Regions from separate parts of the Mus musculus genome. Here region 1 is linked to region 2. The links are chromatin contacts, found by Hi-C or POLR2A ChIA-PET in ENCODE. All regions are on one chromosome and are shown on one strand. The core of a region is the stretch at or near the end of the contact, and the rest is flanking DNA. Distances in the headings are between cores, read along the strand shown. Region 1 has its middle 7.4 kb from the start of Nfic. Region 2 overlaps Dot1l (DOT1-like, histone H3 methyltransferase (S. cerevisiae)).

The links. Hi-C counts contacts between places; a loop is a spot of excess contacts on that map. ChIA-PET counts read pairs that join two places held with the same protein, here RNA polymerase II (POLR2A).
Region 1: a map of T-helper 2 cell shows a loop between it and region 2 (8-fold over the local background). The contact joins two enhancer-like sites. A Hi-C loop is called at or near these places in 1 of 37 maps with a recorded cell type or tissue (T-helper 2 cell). POLR2A ChIA-PET finds 5 or more read pairs at or near these places in 1 of 5 experiments (Patski).

What each region holds. Positions count from the first base shown.
Region 1 is chr10:81,432,062-81,437,081 of GRCm38, forward strand. No RefSeq gene overlaps it. Among named protein-coding and RNA genes, the nearest start is that of Nfic, 7.4 kb to the left of the region's middle. Within about 2 kb of position 3,580, at least 1 of the 3 ENCODE cell types and tissues checked has a DNase peak (open chromatin) inside an H3K27ac peak, as active enhancers do.
Region 2 is chr10:80,764,716-80,770,400 of GRCm38, forward strand. It overlaps Dot1l (DOT1-like, histone H3 methyltransferase (S. cerevisiae)), which reads left to right. Exons shown (of 28, transcript NM_199322.2): 3 at 1,448-1,522; 4 at 3,890-3,953. Among named protein-coding and RNA genes, the nearest start is that of Dot1l, 12 kb to the left of the region's middle. Within about 2 kb of position 1,835, at least 1 of the 3 ENCODE cell types and tissues checked has a DNase peak (open chromatin) inside an H3K27ac peak, as active enhancers do.

The DNA of each region.
Region 1 (5,020 bases), core at 2,330-4,829, 670 kb after region 2:
AGCAAGTTTCGGGTCGGTTCTGTCTTTATTTTTGTTTCATGAATGAAGAAGAAAGAGGAAGAAGAAGAAGAAGAAGAAGAGGAGGAGGAGGAGGAGGAGGAGGAGGAGGAGGAGGAGGAGGAGGAGGAGGAGGAGAGAGAGAGAGAGAGAGAGAGAATGAGAGAGAGAATGAGAATGAGAATCTCCAAAGTCGTCCAGCAAAGACCTGCTACGTCTGGGGTTTGAACTTGGGTGAACCCTGTGAACCTCAACCCACAGTGCGTTTGACCTCCGTCAAGACAGTGTGGAAGGCCAAACTCTACAGTGGTTGAAAGTTTTTGTTTTTGTTTTTAAAAAACTGTGCATGTGCCGGGCAAGGACCCCAGCCACACTCGCATCTTCTCTGTTGGCTTTCAATTATGGGGACAAGTTCTGATGATACAGCCCAGGCTAGCCCACTCACTGTGTAGCTGAAGCTGACTTTCAGCTGCAGAACCTTTTGCCTAAGCCTCAAGGCTGGGGTGTCAATCATGGGCCACTGCGTGAAAGTGTATCTCAGGTGGGTGCATGAGCTACCACCAGCCGCGCCCCCTCACTGACGGCATCCCGACTCCCGCAGCCTCAGCGATGACTCCCGGGGTAGGGGCTGGTGCCATCAGACCCATTTAACAGACCGGAAACAAGAGCTACAGGTGCGGGGTCTCGGAGAGCATTTCCCGCGTGGCAGCAGCTGGTATTGGCTGTGAGGGGAAACTAGGCTTAGGAGTCACGCTCCTGTCACCCCAGCTGGGCGCCTGAAGGTCATCCTTGGCTATATAGTTGGAGGTCAGCCTGGGCTAAGTGATCGTACAACTCAAAAGCAAAAGTGTGAGAATGAATGACGATGAACCAAGCATAGATGTTTGTCTGTCCGCTGCTGGGGATTGGGGGCTGGGCCTCACATATGCTCTGCGGACGAGCCCCTCCCACAGCCTGTCACTTGGGGGCGTGACCAAATTCCTCAGAATAGTGTATTGGCTGAGGGCCTTCTGACAAGGCTTCTGATTGGTCAGAGTGCAGCTCCAGCGTGTCTGATTGGCCGTTGCTGGCAGCTGCCCCTGACGCCACGGATTCCATGTTTAATTTTGGCGCTGCCCTCACCTGCGCTTGGTTCTACAGTGTGACCCCGGGATTCACTCTTTTGGTCTCCGAGCCTCCCTAGGCGGGAGCTCGGGCGCACTTTGCGCTGTGGGTGGGAAGGGGTGATCAATCAATTCCCCAGCACCACTGCCTCCCTTTCTTAGATAGGGAAACTGAGGCTGGGTGTACTCCAGTGCTCAGACTGCTTTAGGCAAGCTTGATCACTCTGGCTTGCACATGGAGACTGGGAAGACCCCATACCTACCAGGGGACGAGGAGGCGAGGCCTCTTGGACCTCCTTTGTGAGACTCCCCACACCCCTTTTCTGGGAAAAAAAAAACACTTGGGAAACTGGAAGAAGCCAAACAAGAGACTCAGTTGGACAGCTAGTAGAACTTCCAGCTTTGGGAGTGCCTGAAGCGGGAGAGAAATTGATTCTTTTCTTATCTCTACACCTTTCTCTCCAGCTGAGGAGCAGCTGAGCTGAGGCCAAGCGCATCTTTCTGGCATGGCTGCCCGGAGGGCCTGGCACACACTCAGGGGCGTGGGCACAGAGCCTCCCGGAACCGAAAGCTGCCCGCACACGCTGGGGACTGGGCTGCCCAACATGGCCGAGGAGCCCCGACTCTTACCCCAGGGAGAAACTGAGGCAGAAGGTGCAGGAGCTTTCTAGGCCGGTGCTGCCATGACAGTTGGAATGCTACAGGGCTTTCACTCCCGTGACCCCAGCTGCAGTCGGTCGGTCGCTCTGCCACCTGCAGGCCGGGCTCTGTGCCTCAGTATTTCCATGTATAAGAGCAGCTGTCCTATCATCTGGTGGTCCTGGCAGATGACACAGGGATCCTGGTTCTGGTTCCTTGGTCAGTGCAGGGTAGAGACCGCTGGACACAGGACACCAGTGCACGCGCGCGCACGCGTGTCTGTGTGTGTGTGTGTGTGTGTGTGTGTGTGTGTGTGTGTGTGTGTGTATACTGAAGCTGGGGGAAGGCAGGCTGGGTACTGGCATCAGGGTAAGGACAGGAAGTTGAGGGAGGAGGGCGCTGCCCCGCAGGGCGGAAGCTGACACTCTGATCTCCAGCACTGGTGTGCCTAAGGCAATGGTAGAAGACACCATGGCTACCACAGAGGAAGACCTGAGGCTCCTGGGGGAATGTGGACGTTAATGCTCCACCTCTGGGGACCACCCTGCATCAGACTGAACTGAGGGGTGAGGGACAGGCGACACCACATGCAGGCTCAAGGCCCAGCTCTGTCTGTGAGTGGCTTTGGGACATAAGTCTCAGTTTGTCCGGCTGGACAGTGGGACATTTAATCCCTGACATCTGAAAGGCTGTACCCTCAGCCCCCACAATGAGGGATTTCAGCCAATGGCTCCACCCTTACCACGCCCCCAACCCCTCACTGGAAGATTCTAGGTGGGGCTCCACCTCTGACCACTCCCCCAGCTGTCTTTTTTTAATTTTGAGGCCTGTGTCTCTTACAGGCTCAGGCTGGCCTTGAACTCATGATCTTCCTGCCTCAGCTTCCTGTGCAGCTGGGCTGAGCAGCTTGGTTTCACTGAGTTGTTGCCATCTCCTACGGGGGACGCCAAACACGGATGTCAGAAGCAGTGGGCGTCATCTCCAGCTTCCTGAACGGGAGGGGAGGAGATGTGGCTCTTGAGGGCTCCCACAGGGTCCTCAGGACATAGAAGCACCCAGATGCCCTTAGTGTGACAGTCCTAGAACTTTATGTCTGTTCCCATCTGTACTATGGTACTGGTACAACTTTGTACCAGCTATTACTTCTGGCCCTCTACCAATGGGCTTGAAGGTTTATGGGTGATCCTGCACCTGGCTGTCATGTGTCACACATGGCCCGAGGCTCACTTCCACCCAGGTGCCCTACCACGGGGTGGGGCTGGGCGTTATCACGTCCTGGGGTTAAGTGAATTCTCACCGTGTGGCTTTTTCATCTGCCTTGTTTGGACAAGCCTGACATGCAATTGCCACTGAATAATTGCGAGTCAGGCACATAGGTGGCCCCAGCTATGTGATCATCTCATCAGGGATGCAGTTGGTGATAAATAGTCACCTAAATAATCACACTTCGAGGAGGCTGGACCTCAGGACTATCAAACATGCTTCCTCTTTCAGGGCAAACTGAGGCTCAGACGGGGCTCCTGATGCCTTGCTTGGAACAGTGGAATGGCCAGAGCACTGAGGGTGGACGGAAGCCCCCTGTCCTCTAGAGGCCTGGCGGGGAGTGTTCTAACCCTATAGCCCTTTAAGGGACGATTAAAAAGTGGCAGGCTGCTAGCGCTGTTCTAGAGCTGGAAACAAACAAGGGCAGGGATGGGTTTCTGCAATGCCAGAAACCCAGCTTGTCCCAGAGGCAGATTAGCTTGGGATTTCCTAGGCTGGGAAAGGGGGCAGATCCCTGGCCCCTCCTCCGCTCTGCCAGCCTGCCCTCCTCCATCTTTGGCAGTGGATATTTGTGCAGAAGGCTGAGTCCAGCTGGCCAGGTGCCAGGTAGGAAGGCTGGGCACAAGAGCAGGGTGCTCTGGGAACTGTTTCAGCTGGCTTGTTAGCATGCAGGGCCTTCGGAACAAACTTTGGGGACTTTGAATCAACCCAAGACTGAAGTCCTTGAGAAATGGATTTGCAAGAGGTGGGCATGTAGGTAATGAATTCAAAGAACCTAGTATAAGGTAGGCGCTAAATGATTGCATATACGATATGTAGTTGGCACTAAATAATAGCACAACCCAGAAGCTTGAATTGGGATTAGAAACCCAAATGTAGGTTTGTGGCCACAGGGACCTCAACTGCTGCAATGCAGGCGAATGCCATCCCACTCAGTTACCTGTGTGACTGAGAAATCCTTGAGTGTGCGAGGGTAGAGTGTGGGGGACCATGTGTAAAACTATAGTCCCCAGGGTATACTCCAGCTAGAGGGCTGACAATTATGTCTGCTGGGCGAGACCACAATACCCAGGGTTTTGGTTACACAACTGTCTCCTTGTTGCTGCCAAGGAGTGCTATATGTGTGCGTCCATTGGCAAAGGACAGTGAAGACACAGGTAACCCTTGAAGGGGGCAGTGGGACCAAACTCAATGAGACCTTACAAGCAGAAACTAAGGTTTACCAGAGAAGATGAAATTCTACTCCTAGATCATGGACACTCAGTTTATTAATAAAGTTTTGTTGGTAAATGGCCACACCCACTGGTTCTATATATGGATGCCTCCTCTCTGCAAGAGCCCATGTATGATTGTTGTGGAGACCATTTGGCCCACAACTATCCTTCCCTTTAAAAATGTTGCCTGGTGGTATTGGACCATGCTTTTAAACCCAGAACTCAGGAGGCAGAGGCGGAGGCAGAGGCGGAGGCAGAGGCAGGTAAATCTCTTGTGTTCAAGGCTAGCTTCATCTATAGAGTGAATTTCAGGACACCTGGGGCTATACAGAAAAATCCTGTCTTGAAAATCTGCCCCCGCCTCTTACTCTTGCTTCATTCTTGCCTCTCTTGTTTTCTTGCTCTCTTGCTTCTCTCTTGCCCTCTTGGGCTCTCCCCTTCCCCATTCCCTTTCCTCCCCCTCTCTCCATGTGGCCATGGCCGGCCTCTATATTTTAGAAAAGAGAAAAAAAGAAAAAAGAAAATCCCCCTCAATGTTATTAAATGCTTACAACTGTTTCCTCTACAGTCATGTTTGCACTACATGCATGCAGAGGCCAGGAGAGGGTGTTGGACCCCTGGAACTGAGGTTAAGATGATGGTGAGCCGTCATGTGGATGCTGGGACTTGAACACACAGATCCTTTGGAAGAGGAAGTGCTCTAAGGCATGGAGGCAACTCTCACTGCTCCTGCCATCTCCTTAGGAGAGTTTTCTGACACTCAGCAACAAGTAGGCTTCAGGACGGACTGTTGCCTCAGTCATT
Region 2 (5,685 bases), core at 585-3,084:
GTCCTCACTGGGACCTCTGGGAAGTGTGGCAGGAGGAGCCCTGGCAGAGGCATCTCTCCATGACCCTTGTCTGGGAAAACCTCAGTTGTTTGTTTCCCCTGCCATGGTGGGGATGGAGCCAGCTCACATATGTGCAGCCTCTGAGCTGCTTGCTACCTCCTGTGAGATGGGACTTGGGACGTCTCTGTGTCCCCCATCTTCCCTTCACTAGTCCCCACCTTTGGATTGGAGAAAGATGGGAGTTTGTAAGGACTATGAGTAGGACCTCCTTCCTGTGACACCAGCAGACACATGGTGCCAGGGCAGCTGCCTGTTGGGATGGATCTGCAGCCTTTTTTCTGAAGCATCCTGTGGTTCCTGTAATAGTGGACATAGATTACTGGGGAAAGCCCTGGCAGACCATAGAGACTGGACTCATAGATTGCCATTCAATGCCACAGGTGGAGGCAGTGGAAGCAGTGGGACTTACAAGCCAGCCGGGGCCGTAAAGAGGCCAGTTAAGTTGGGTATAGTGCTAGCCTGGGGACCTGAGTACATCTCTGGAAGCCATGTGAATGAAGATGGAAGGAGGGGACTGGCTACAGATTTCCTTTGATCTCTTATGTGTGCTATGGTACACATGTCACCCCATCTTGTGCATCTACAAGTACATACATACCTAACCTAAGAAGGCCCACCCACACCCTTGCCAACTGTCTAAGCCTCCAGGAAGCTCTTTTGGTGGAAGAGTGTATCTGGCTGGAGTGGAACCCAGCAGAACTTGTGAGGCAGAGGCAGGAGCATCACTATAGTTTTGAGGCCAGCCTGGTTTGCCCCTTGGTATACATAGTGAGTTCAGGACAGTCAAGGCTGTGTAGAAAAATCCTGTCTGGGGGCGGGGTGGGGCGGGGTGTTATATCCCAAGCTGGTCCCTCCCCCAGAGTTTTTTTTTTTTTTTTTTTTAATTATGTTTGTGTGTGGTTGATTTGTCAGGTACACACATGCCACAGCATATGGTGGGGGCAGAGGGCAGCTTTGTGAAATTGCTTCTCCTCCTTGTGTAGGCTACAGGATTGAACTTGGGTTGTTGGTTCTGTGCCACAGTTGCTTTTACCCACTGAGCCATCTTGCCAGCTCCCTCCCCATCTTGGGGAAAGGTCCCATTATGTAGCCCAGACTGGCCTTGAATTAGAAATTTTTATGCCTCAGCCCCACCCAATGTGCTGGATTGGCTGGCTTGTACCACTGAGCCTGTCTAATATTTTGCTTTTTACCATAATATATGAATTTATTTCTTTTCCAAGTGCCAACACTGACCTTGGCCTCAAAATCTGTGATTTCTCAATAGCTCCTCATGAACTTGCACAGTAACATTCACACACACACACACACACACACACACACACACACACACACACTCCAGAGAGCGTCGTGCTGAGGCCAGCAACACCTCTGTGTTCCATTTCAGGTGGGTCTGCGAGGAAATCCCAGATCTCAAGCTGGCCATGGAGAACTATGTCCTGATCGACTACGACACCAAAAGGTGAGCAGGAAGGGATGGAGCAGGCTGTGGGCTGCACCTACCCCGCTGCCTACACCCTTGCTACGCTTCCTTCGGGAAGCTCTTTTGGTAGAAGAGTGTATCTGGCTGGAGGAGTGAGGCAATCACTGGGAACTCCTACACTGTACACATTGAATTGATATGTGGGAAATTACCAGGGCTGGTGAGAGAGCTACTGGCCGTTTTAACAGCAGGTCCTGCCAGCGCTATGTTGATGGGCCTCCACCTTGCCACCATAGGTGCTGGGTGAGGCCAATCCTTGCCCCCACCTAGGTAGGCCTTCTGTGCAGAGTGGGCGGAGAAGCAAAGGCATCCCTGGAATGCTGCCTGGAGCCAGGTTTGTTTTTCTTTGAGAAAGAATAGCCCAGGCTCTACCTCCTGCTCAGAGCCTGCCTAAAAAAGCTTTGCTTGACCTATGACCTGATTATTAGAAAGGATTCCTGCCAGCCTTAGTGACACTGGGACAGGACAGTCCTACAGTCCACTGGCTGGGCCCCTTGCCCTCTGACTAGCAACTGGGTGTAAGTGGACTCGAGCTCACTGCTGACCCAAGGCAGGAGCCTGTGTCCTTATAGAGTTGGAATTAACTTCAGCCCTCTATCTCACTTCCTCTGTGAAGCTCCTGGACCCCAGGAAACGACTTTTTTCATGTGAGGAACCCACCCAGAACCCTGCAGTGGGACCCTCCACCCCTCTGGTCGTCGAGTAGGCTTTCTTACCTTACCTGGTGTGACCTCAAACTCCTGGGGCTCGCATGACCCAAATTCCAAGTAGCTGGGACTGTAGTTGTGTGTGCCAACACCTCGCCCTGCTTTGGCTTTTCCCGGTTCAGGGATGCCATGCTCTGTTCTGTGGCTGCAGCTGTCCTGGGTTCCTTTTAAGAGAAAGAAAGGTGGGCTGGTGAGATGGCTCAGTGGGTAAGAGCACCCGACTGCTCTTCTGAAGGTCCGGAGTTCAAATCCCAGCAACCACATGGTGGCTCACAACCATCTGTAACAAGATCTGACACCCTCTTCTGGAGTGTCTGAAGACAGCTACAGTATACTTACATATAATAAATAAATAAATCTTTAAAAAAAAAAAAAAGAGAGAAAGAAAGGTGTAAGACACATGATTGGGGCCAGTCCAGGTTCATACTGTAACACACCAGAGTGCTGGGGCATCAAGTGGCATTGTGTGACTCCCTCACATGGGGAGGAAGCTGTCTGTGTGTCTTAGTGTTCCAGAGCATCCTGTCCCCAGCATTAGTCTCCTCCTGGGCATTTAGGGTATCCCTGAACATAGGGGGTGTGGAGTAGCACTCTCATCCCTAGAACTGTGCTTCTGCTACTTGGCGGTCAAAGTACACAGGGGTCTTCTCAAAGAAACCAAGAAATTAAGGGGTCCTGCCCCAGGCCTGTCCAAAAGCCAGATACCCCTGCACCTGGTCCTGGCTGATGGTGGCCTGGAGTCCAGAAATTGGCAGGGCCTCCACTGCCCAAGCAATCCAAGGCACTATGCCTGCTTGCCTCCTTTTTAAACGGCTCCATTTATTTTTACTTTGAGTGTGAACGTTTGCCCATTTGTTTGTCTCTACAACATATGCAGGCAGTACCCACAGGGGCCAGAAGAATCCCCTGGAGCTGAAGCTATAGCTGGTTGTGAGCCTCTTTGTGGGTGCTGGGAACAGAACCTGAATACTCTTGCAGAGGTAGCCATTGCTGTCATTGCTATACTAGGCTGTCTCACATGTTCCAACTTCGTTTTCTTTTTTGGAGACAGGTTTCACTGTATAGCCCTGGCTGGCTTGAACTTGTAACATTGTCCATCTCTGCATCTTTCCACCTCCTGAGAGCTGGAGTTGTCAGTGTGGGCCAGTGCCCCATCCTGTTGTCTCACATGCTCCTTACAGCTTAGAGAGGAGAGCCTAGTCTCTCTACCTTCTACCTCATTTGAGATGACTTCTTAATTTTGAATGCTGCACATGCCAACCCTGCCCCCTTCTTCCTTAGAAGGATGGAGAACTCAGGACCTCATTCTGCCCTGCTTTTGGTAGGTTCTCAGGACTCAAACCCAGGACCTCATACTTAGTTAGAAACAAGCACACTAGCTGCTGAAACTATCTCCCCAGCCCTCGCCTAGGTCATAGTTATGACATGCTCTTAAAGTTCCTCATCTAAGTGACAGTCTGACTGTGGAATTGACATGTGAAGTAGAGTTACCCAAACTGCCTTGGCCTTGTTCCTGTGTCCAGGGACCGTCTGAGCACAGAGCTGGCCAGACATGTTGGTGTTCTGGAGCCCGGTGGCCTCCAATAACACACACATACTCACTCACACACACACACACACTCTCTCCTTCCTTTTTCAGTTTTGAAAGCATGCAGCGGCTGTGTGACAAATACAACCGGGCCATCGACAGCATCCACCAGCTGGTAAGTGGCTCCCCACTTGCAAGGCTGGTCACTCCCACTGGATTTGCATGGTGTTGACTCCTAGGCCTCCCAGGGCAGCCAAGCACTAGGACCTCCTGCAGTTTGTGAAAGAGTGGTAGGGAGGGCAGTTGGCATGGTGTATTAGTCAGGGTTCTCTAGAGTCACAGAACTTATGGGTAGTTTATTATACTCTATATAGTAAAGGAATTTATTGATGACTTACAGTCTGCAGTCCAACTCCCAACAATGGTCAGCAGCAGCTGTGAATGGAAGTCCAAGGATCTAGCAGTTGCTCAGTCCCACAGGGCAAGCAGGCAAAGGAGAAAGAGCCTTTCTTCTTCCAATGTCCTTATGTAGTCTCCAGCAGAAGGTGTAGCCCAGATTAAAGGTGTGTGCCATCACACCTTTAATCCCAGATGACCTTGAACTCGGAGGTCTCCCTGTCTTAATCTGGAATCCATAGCCACTATGCCTCAAGATCTTCATACCAAGATCCAGGTCAGAAACTTGTATCTCCCAGCCTCCAGATTAGGATCACTGGTGAGCCTTCCAATTCTGGATTGTAGTTCATTCCAGATATAGTCAAGTTGACAACCAGGAATAGATAGCCACTACACATGGTGAGGCAGGGAAGTCAAGTGGCAGGACATCAAGACCCAGATGGCATTGACTGGCTTCCTCAAGTAACTTCTTGGGGTCATTGCTTCTACACAGACAGATCTTTGCATCTGTGCTTGTCCCTGTGTGCTGCCACAAAGGTGCAGGCAGGCAGCACCTCCCTAAACTGAGGCTGCCTTCCTCTGCCCTGCAGCTGGCTCATAACCTGAAGCTCTGCTTTAGGGGCATCCTGCTCATAGCAGAGCTGCATAAAGCTCTGCCTATCTGTCTGCCTGCCTGTCTGCCTGCCTGCCTCAGTTGACGAGCTGGATGCAGGCAGCAGAGCTCCGCCACTATGCATGCAGGTTGTGAACATTCCAGAAAGCACAGGAGTCTCTGGCACTGGAACTTGTTGGGGGTCTGTGAAGGACATGGCTATCTAAGAGAAGCTGGGTGGGTGGTTGTGTGAGTCCTTGAGTTAAGATATTTGTACAGCTCTGTGCAGCCCACTGGACGCTGATCATGCCATCGCCTTGCCACCTTACTGTAGGATACACCAGCTAAACCAGCTGTACTATGGTTCCTGAAGCAGGAAGTTTGAGGCCTGTTTGATACTGTCTGTCACATTTGTGGCTGGCAGTGTCCATGTTCACAAGCCCAGGGGGCAGAGCCCTTCTTCCCTAAGGCAAACTATCTTAGTTAGGGCTTCATTGCTGTCTCCTTACTAAGACACCATGGTTTTATAAGGACTGCATTTAACTGGGGCTGGCTTACAGGTTCAGAGGTTCAGTCCATTGTCATCAAGGCAGGAAGCATGTCAGCGTCAAGGTAGGCATGTTGCAGGAGGAGCTGAGAGTTCTACATCTTCATCCAAAGGAAGCCAGGAACGGACAGTCTTCAGGCAGCTAGGAGGAGAATTGTTTGTTTGTTTGTTTGTTTTTGGAGACAGGGTTTCTCTTTGTAGCGCTGGCTGTCCTGGAACTCACTCTGTAGACCAGACGGGCCTCAAACTCAGAAATCCAATGCCTCCCAAGTGCCGGCATTAAAGGCGTGCGCTACCACTGGAGGAGGGTCTTAAAGCTCACCCTCACAGTCACATACTACCTCTGACCAGGCCATACCTGCTTATATTGCC